2 separate regions of the Mus musculus genome follow, and region 1 is linked to region 2. Evidence: chromatin loops called from intact Hi-C (ENCODE). Cell type or tissue: heart. All regions are shown on one strand. Links, peaks and the distances in the headings refer to the core of each region. The heading gives the core; the rest is flanking DNA. Region 1 holds the start of Kif3b (kinesin family member 3B). Region 2 overlaps Nol4l (nucleolar protein 4-like).

The links. Hi-C counts contacts between places; a loop is a spot of excess contacts. Peaks named below come from ENCODE experiments on the same cell type or tissue, not always from the same donor. Only the 100,000 strongest peaks of a DNase experiment are listed, where the experiment ranks them.
Region 1: it touches region 2 in a loop (2.2-fold over the local background); 1 of 42 quality-filtered maps calls a loop at or near these places.

Annotation. Positions count from the first base shown.
Region 1 is chr2:153,289,133-153,293,518 of GRCm38, reverse strand. It overlaps Kif3b (kinesin family member 3B), which reads right to left and starts at 2,103. Exons shown (of 9, transcript NM_008444.4): 1 at 2,015-2,103. Gm39961 (a long non-coding RNA gene) reads left to right here and starts at 2,093. Exons shown (of 3, transcript XR_866869.2): 1 at 2,093-2,380. In heart, for the core only: no CTCF peak of the experiment used is centred there; DNase peaks (open chromatin) are centred at 1,108 and 2,128; H3K4me3 peaks cover 1,924 bases; H3K27ac peaks cover 1,026 bases.
Region 2 is chr2:153,444,581-153,448,966 of GRCm38, reverse strand. The region is part of intron 4 of Nol4l (nucleolar protein 4-like); the gene reads left to right. Among named protein-coding and RNA genes, the nearest start is that of Nol4l, 83 kb to the left of the region's middle. In heart, for the core only: a CTCF peak has its summit at 2,628; DNase peaks (open chromatin) are centred at 3,466 and 4,176; H3K4me3 peaks cover 1,693 bases; H3K27ac peaks cover 2,667 bases.

The sequences.
Region 1 (4,386 bases), core at 165-4,164, 160 kb after region 2:
TCAGCCATGGAAACACTAGTAAGTTACTTGTGCTCTTATAAATAAATCCTCATGTGTGTTCCCATAAGCCATCCTAATTAGACTGGCTGGGTCATCAAAGAGGGGAGCTGTGGAAGGGGAGACAATGTGGGAAGAGAGGGTATCAGCAGGAGTAGGAAGGTGATGGAGGTAAGTATGATCAAAACACACACATACACACGAATTTAAACATCACATGGGGCAGGGGAGACGGCTCAGCAGGGAAAGCACTGGCCACACAGGCCTGACAACCTGAGTCTACGGAGTTTGATCCCCAAGGCCCACCGAAAGGTGGAAGGAGTCAACTCCACAAAGCCGACTTCTCACCTCCACACACCACAGCACAGGCTGGCACTCACACACACACAAACTACAGTAATGGTATTTTTAAAAAGTCAGTCAAATTTATCAGATAAAATTAATATATGCTAGGAACAAACTAAAACATGCAGAGCTTTTTTTTTCTGAGATCTTGTTTCCATGCCACTGGGAGAACAACTTCTAGCCAAAGCAATTAGAAGCAACCCAAAATACCCTTGTGGCCTTCTAGCAGTTACTGTTGAGAAAGCAGAGGCATCAGGGAGCGGGGAGTAAAATGCCGTCCAGCTCCATCACACCTTAAGCCTCAGTCTTAGGCAAGCCGTTCACTTTTCTCAGGCACAGGTTCCTCATCTACAAGAGCGGGTGACATCACCAGCTGCCTGACACTGTCTGTGAAGACTAAATGAGATAATACGCCTCAAAAAACTTCTTAAGCATCAAGTTGCTCTAAGCACTTCTCAGAAGAGATAAATACCCCTATTCTTGTTATGAATATACCGGGTGACAGGCATGGCACAAGTACAGAACCTTTTAAGAGGTCAGTAACTTCCCCCCTCTGAGCAGACTACAAAGTAAAACTGTGGGTGGGGAATGGCCAGGGTGTCTAGAATACCCATATGCACTAGCAAGCTACACACCTAAGTCCTTCTGGTTCCAAGTCATCTTCCCCTTCTTGGAAGGCTCCATCCCATTAGTGATAAGTAGTACTTAACCACGTGTTTTGTGGAGGGGGAGGGGCTCAACAGGACCCACCCCTACACGAGGATTTATGGGCAGTTAACGGTTGCTAGGGGGAGGGGCTCACAACACAGCCACCCATTCCTGAGGTGTTGTGTCCCCACCACCACCACACCCCCAAACCTAACACCTCACATGAGTTATTGGTGATTGAGGGAGTAGCAGGCATTTTCTTCTGTAGTGTAGCCACGGGCAAAACGCCCATGCTCCTCAAAAGAACCTAATTTTTGTAAACTGCGCTAGGGCATGGAATTAGAAGGGACTAAAAAGTGAAGGGAAAGGGTCAGTGGGAGGGGAGCACGAATAAAATAAATTATACACACGGATGAAACGTCATCATGAAACCCGTTATATGCAATTAACATGTTTTGTTTTGTTTTTTTAAGCATCATGTCCCAAGCTACTCCAGACGCCCTGCTTCCCACGAAGGGCAATCCCATGATCTGATTTACAGATGAGAAGACTCAACGCCACGCTATGCAGCCTCAAACTCAAGCACTCAGACTTCAAACAGTTCTCTTGGTCTCCACATAGAGTATCCTGGCCGTTCACCCTCTTCCCACTTGGAGCCCTTTCATATACAAGTCTCCTCGGCAAGTGTCAAGACCCCAATGGGCAGACAGGTCTGCTGCTGCCAGAGAAGGCAAGGGGTTTGTCCAAGGTCACACAGCGAGCCAGGCACCGCCCTGAGGCTCGGACCTCAGGTTCTTGCTTCCTGAGCTGCCTTTCCAGCCAGGGCCTGGGACTGTGGCCCCGGACCGGCCGTGAGGAGCGAGCACGGGCGGCCGAGACTGGGGGGTCGTACCGGCCGCGCCCGAGAAAAAGCCGGGTGGTCAGAGATACCACAGAGGCCGGACAAAGGATGCTGCGGCTCGCAGAGCAACGACATCGGGATAATGCTGGGCGCCCCGCGGTGACCCCAGCATCTCGAACTCACCTGCGGCCGCAGCCGAGAGCGGGCGGCGGCGGCGAACCCGGGGCTCAGCCATTCCCAGCTGCCCCGGATGGGGAGAGACCGCGGCGCTCACTTCCTTAGCAACCCGGCTCGGCGACCCACTTCCTTAGCAACCGCGTCAATTTCAATAACTTTATTGGGCCTCCGAAGCGAGGAGCTCGCCGAGGGGCGGAACCCGGAGTGCAGCGGCGTTTTCCAGGTTCCCAGCGCGCGGACACTCTGACCCTCCTAGGCACCCGGACTCGGTCCTCTGGTCTCGGGTGCCTCAGTTTCTCCGTTTGTGAAACAGAGCCCAGTATCTTGGTCACACTACGCGCTTTCATCCTCCCCTTCTGAAAGCTCTTTCAGGTCAGTTCTCTGATCTGGGTCTCAGATTAGTATTGAGTGGCTCCCAATTAAGGCCACCCAGGGATGAAGGAAAATCTGTCCTGCCTGTCACTTTCATTTGGCCATCGAGTCCCACAGTCTGCCTTTCATATATTCCTGCTTTTCTCCACTTTTTTAAAGAACAGCACCACAAGCAAGGCCAGGCCACCTGTCATCTTTAGACTCGACTGCAATTCTTGTTCTCTGTTAATAGAGTATAAGGCCTGACCATCCATTCCCGGCGAGGTGACCTGAATAATAATTTAAAACCTGAAGCACATCCCTGCAAGGCATCCTTGGAGTCCCACTATTCTTACCATCAACTCAAAAAACTTTGGTTGAGCTTGATGGCTCATGACTATAGTTCTAGCACTCGGGAAATGGAGGCAGGAGGATGAACAGCTCAAGACCATGCTTGGGTACAGAGCAAGTTCCGAACTACACAGCGAGACTCTGTCCCTCAGTATCAAAAATAAATACACATAATTGTAGGGAAAAGATGCTACCCTCTGATGGCTCAGTGGGTAAACGCGTTTGACGGCTTGAGGTAGATTCCAGGGACCCACCCGGCAGGAGAGAAACAACTTAGGTTGTCCTCTGACTTCAGCACATGCAAACCAGCTGGGCTGGGAGTGCATGGTTGGCATCTCGACTAGATAGTCTGAACAATAATTTGAAAACCGGAATCACATCAAGTCATCCTCCCTGCATAGCATCTTTGGAGTCCGGCTACCCTTCCATCAAAGCAAAAAGCACTCTGGAAGGAGGAGTGGGCAGATCTCTGAGTTGGAGGCCAATGTGGTCTACAGAGCAAGTCTAGGAGAGCTGGAGCTACACACAAAGAAAAAAAAAAGATACCTACCAAACTGACGCAAAGTAAAGTTTACCTGTATTGGTTACAAACACATTATGTGTTGTTTACAAGAACATAATGCAATATATGTGTTTATGTTTCATCTCTTCTGTATCTCTTGGTAGTTTCTAGGGCTAATAATTGCCAAAATTTTCTCTCATTTTCATTAGTTCTTTTAGTTGCTCTTTGTACCCTCTCCCATTCTGGGCTGTTGTGTTTTGTTTTGTTTTAAGATTTATTTATTTATTGCATATAAACACACTATAGCTGTCTTCAGACACACCAGAAGAAGGCATCTGATCCAATTACAGATGTTTGTGAGTCACCATGTGGTTGCTGGGAATTGAACTCAGGACCTCTGGAAGAGCAGTCAGTGCTCTTAACCGCTGAGCCATCTCTCCAGCCCCTGGGCTGTCCTTAAATTCACTAGGAAAACAAAAATAACCTGGAACTTCTGATCCTCCTGCCTAAGTTCTGACATCACAGGCACATTGCACCACGTGACATTTACGTGGTGCTGGAGACAGAACCCAGGGCCTCCCAGACGGGTGTTTTGTTGTTGTTATTGGTAGTGGTGGTTTTGTTTGTTTGCTTTCTTGCATTTTCCCGAGGCAGTGTTCTCAGTGTAGCCCTGGCTGTCCTGGAATTCACTCTTTAGTCCAGGCTGGCCTTGAACTCAGATATCTGCTTGCCTCTGCCTCTTCTGTATTAGTTATTTTTCTGTTGCTCTGATGAAGCCCCATGCCAATGCATTTTATAGAAGAAAGCATTTTTGGGGGGGATTTTCACTCCCAGCACTGGGATCACAAGTACGTGCTACGACATGGCTTTAAATTGTTTTTAAACTTCTTTACCATTTTACGTGTATGAATGTTTGCCTGCATGTACGCATGTGCACCTCGTGAGTGTCTGGTTCCTGAGGTGGTAAGAAGAAGGCATCATATTCATTGGAACTGGACTTACACACAGCCAGTTGTGAACTGCCCTTTGGGTGCTGGGAATTGAACCCTGGTCCTCTGCAAAAGCAGTCAGTGCTCTCAACGACTGAGCCAACTCCCCAGCCCCCAATGTGGCCTTTTAATCTGGGTGCTGGGGGTTGAACTCAGGTCCTCATGCTTGAGTAACGAACTCACTC
Region 2 (4,386 bases), core at 317-4,316:
TGTCTTTATTATTTTTTAAACACCAACAAAACATGTTTATTTGGGGGGCATGAATCCCACGGTGTTTGTGTGTGTGAACGTTGAGGATTACTTGTGAACTTGTTCTTTCCTTTACCATGGAGATTCAGAGGATTGAGCTCAGGTCATGAAGCTTGAGAACAAACACGGTTACCCATTGAGTCACCCTGCCAGCTCCCCACACTCACACTTTTTATGGAGTGTCATGTAGTCTAGGCTGGCCTTAAACTCACCATGTAGGTGGTACTGACCTTGAACTCTTGTTCTCCCTGCTGACACATCCTGAGTGCTGAATTATGGACATGTCCAGTTTATACAGTCCTAGACGTGCTATACGTGTACTCTTTTTTTTTAAGACTTATTTATTATATGTAAGTACACTGTAGTTGTCTTAAGACACACCAGAACAGAGTGTCAGATCTCGTTACAGATGGTTGTGAGCCACCATGTGGTTGCTGGGATTTGAACTCGGGACCTTTGGAAGAGCAGTCAGTGCTCTTAACTGCTGAGCCATCTCACCAGCCCCCTAGACATATACTCTTAACAAATGAACTACATTCCCAGCCTCGGGTTTCTAATTTCAAAGTAGAAGACTTTCTGTCAAGCAGGACTACAGAGGCTGAAACTTGCTGCCTCATCTGTGTGGTGTCAGAGTTTGAGTCGGTCCCTTGGGCTAGTCCCTTTCTCTTTGTTTATTGCAAGGAACTTGGGGTGGGGACCCAGTGTTATACTTGCTGAGCCAGTGTCCCTAGGAGACTGCTTCTATGCTATCTGCCCTCTGATGTCCCTTTACATTAACTGAGCTTGCATTGCCTTAGCAGGCCAAATGAAGTTCCCAAGCCTCTCAGCTGTGTACAGACTGGGCACACTTGTGCATCCTGGGTCCTGTGTGCTCTGCCATGCTGGTCTCCCCCTCCCTGAGCTCTTCCTCCTCCTCCACTGTAACGCTCAGCACCAAAGAGCTTCCAGGACCTTTATACCAGTTGACAAATCTGTATCTGCCTGGAAGGCCATGTCTCAAGGTCTTCACTGGTTGCCAGCTTTTGCTGTCAGGAGCAGCTGGTCCATTTCATGAGCTTGCCTGACCCATTAGTTTCATCGCATACAACAGTTACATTAATAACAATAAGTGGTTTTTTGTTATTTGTATTTTGGCTTTTGGGATAGCATCTTGACATAGAGACCGGGCTGGCCTCAAACTTGTAATGCTGCCCCTGTCCTACTTCCTGTAACCAGCACTCCAGGCATGTGCCACACACTCCACTCATGGGTGTTTTTGAATAGTCCAGGACTATTTGTCTGTGGAGAGCCCTCTTTCAGGATTTTTTTTTTTTTCAAGACAGGGTTTCTCTATGTAGCCCTGGCTGTCCTGGAACTCACTCTGTAGACCAGGTTGGCCTCTAACTCAGAAATCTGCCTGCCTCTGCCTCCCAAGTGCTGGTATTAAAGGCGTGCACCACCACTGCCCTGTCTTTCTGGATTTCTTGTTCAGATTCAACATTTTGGTGAGAGGGACCTGGCACAGGGAATAACCAACACAGTTTCTGCCACCTTCAGAAGATGCACACACTCTAGGCAGATAACTGCCCTTTGGGGGCAGCTGATTTGATGGCTTGGTTGGGAGGTGAATGCTCTATCACTCTAGAGGGCAGGTACTCCTTCCCCTCTGTCATTTAGAAGTAATTTGTGGTGATAAATGGCTTTTCAAATGCTTTCAGATGCTTGAACAGTGTCCACTCTGGTTGTACTAAGTTCCTGTCCTTCCTCATATCCCCTGGCCTGGCCTCTGCTTTTGTAGGTGCTTCATAGTGTCCACTGCTGGGCCTGGAGGTGACACAAAGGCAAAGGCCAGCCTTTTCCCCCGTGCTATGGACCCTCCCCTCATTGGGAGCTGGGAAAATTCTTGGTCAAAAAACTGGGTCATCTAATTTTTTGTGGAGACCCACAGTGTGGCCACTTTAAGGCCAGTGGGAGTTGACCAGAGGAACAAGGACACTGAAAACCACCAACACAAGGTTCCTCAAGGAGGGGCAGCCCTGTAAGGATAAATCTTGGGAGGCTCCTGGCATTCATAAGTGCTCCCCAGATATCCAAGGTGCATTAGTAGCCCTACCCTCCTGAGCTTCACTGTTCTATGAGTCTGAGGAAAGCTGGGTTATCTGGGTTCAATTCCACCTTTGAACTTCAGCTGCCTGTGGCTTTATGTTTCAAGCCCAGATGTCTACTGCTGCAGTGAAATAGTGATACAAGCCAGGCGAGGTCAAAGGTCTCAAGAAATGTTTTGGAAAGAGGCAGGAAAATCCTGAGCCCGAATTGGCATGAGGAAAGCCAAGACCCTAGACTCCCACACCTCAAAGGATATGAAGTAAAGGTCTAACAGAGAAAGCAGGAATCGGTGAATTGATTTGAAAACACATTAAATTTCAGGAGTAAAAGGCGCTAATGAGTAACAGGCCTAAATCCTTTTTTAAAAGCGTGGGTTTCTTATTGACAGTAAAATCTTTAGCATGTGCAGAATGCAGTCTGTGTACTGTTAATTTGAAGTGTATGTCATCTTTACTAATCCGTGAACACGGAGCTCCGAACCTGTGGTTGTAGTTACAGACCAAACCTGTAGAGGGAGTCTTGTCTATCACAGATTGTTCACAATGCAACGCTTTCAGAGGAAGAAAGAAAAGGGCTTTTAAAAGAAAAGTTGGGAGGGTTAAAGGCAGACTGTTTCAAAATTACAAACAATCGCAGTGGCTGTCTCCTTTGCTCTCCTCTGCAGGCTCCACTGTAAATGAGTTGTAGCGTAAAGGAATCTGTAGAAATTGCCCTTCCTTCTAGAGGAACCAGAAGGTGGGCTCCTTATTGGGTTTCTTTTGGGGGGCGGGGCATCTCCCTACAGAATTCCATGAACGTCTACTATCTCTATCCTTGTTAAAGCACAAGCTTTATTCGAGGCCCATGTGTTCTAACCCGGGATTTGGAACTGGTGGTGGGAATTTGGGGGGCGTCTGCCCCTAACCCATTTTTCTCTGTCGAGGTTTTAATTCTGCGGTTTGGAGACTGGCTTGTTAGGTCTCAGGCGAGTCTGAGGTTGCTCGGAGGTTCAGGGCACCCCTCTGGTCACCTCGCGCCGCCCCATTCTATCTTCTGAAGCCGAAGCAGAAGGTCTGTTTGCCCCGAGGAAGACCGCACCTTGAGTCGGCGTGCGTCTTCCCTTTCCTGCAGAGACCACGCAGATTGTGCGCGCCCAGGTCTGGGCAGCATTCTTAATATTATGCTATGACTTTACAACTGTAGCCAGCGCGGCGTAAGAAGCCGGCACCGAGTGGTCTGCTAGAGCACAATGACCCGCAGAGTGGGGCGGGGGCCCTCAGAGGGAGCCGGGAGCGAGCGGGTGGCGGGCGCCGGGCGCTCCGGGTCGCCGGAATGTTTGGGTCGAACAGGTGAGCGCAGCCTAGACATTGTAGCTGGCCGCTGGGCAAAGAGGAGGGGTGCAGGGGCGGGTGCAAACTAAGTGGTGGGAAAGAGACAAAGGAAGAGTGAGAGGCGAGATGGTGTAGAATAGAGAAGAGGCGAGGGGAGGGGAGGAGGCGGCCCGTGGGTAGGGTGCTGAGGAGCTCAAGCTTGAACTTGATCGAGAAAAGGGGGCCTTGAGATGTGGGCGGGGGCCCGACCCAGAGTCGGCCACGTGCCTGGCTTTTCCTTGTCAGCGTCCCACTAGGACCTCCTAGGCTGAACACTCGGGTCCCGCAGCCCTGCACAACGAGCACCCGTGTCGCCCGGGATTGAGAGACGCGTAGGGTCGGGGGCTGTCTGGAGGCCCCATGGCACCAAGAGTTCTCGACCATGCTGCCTTAGTCACTTTCTTTGGGCCAAGTCTCCCTCTCCTGCTCTGAACACAGACAGCTTGCAGGGTATGTCCCTACCCCGCCCAGGACTTGAAGTCCGCAGCCTCAGGGAGCCAGGGCGAGCCCAGCTCCCAACGCCTCCTTTTCTCGGCTGCGCGCCCTGAAGGGATCTTCCTCCAAGCTCTTCTCCCTTAAGAGAGCTCTACCCAGGAGCGAACAGCGGCGCGTCCAGAGCACCCTGTTCCCCATACCTGGCCCAACGGTCCCCCCCCTTTCCTCCTCTTCTCCCCCACTCTCCTTTCTCCTCTTCCCTCTCCCCGGGTGCCTCCTTTTCCTCTCTTCCCCCTCCCCCCCATGCCCACTCCTCCCTCTCTCCCTCCCCTCCACCTCCTCCTCTTGCTGCTCCTCCTACTCCCCCTGAGTGCGTCCTCCTGTGCTCCCCTCCCCCCGGCCCCCGCCCCGTGCCCGGTCCCGCCCCCTCCCCCGCCTCTCCGTACCCGGTTCCCCCTCCCCCTTCCTCCCGGGCCGC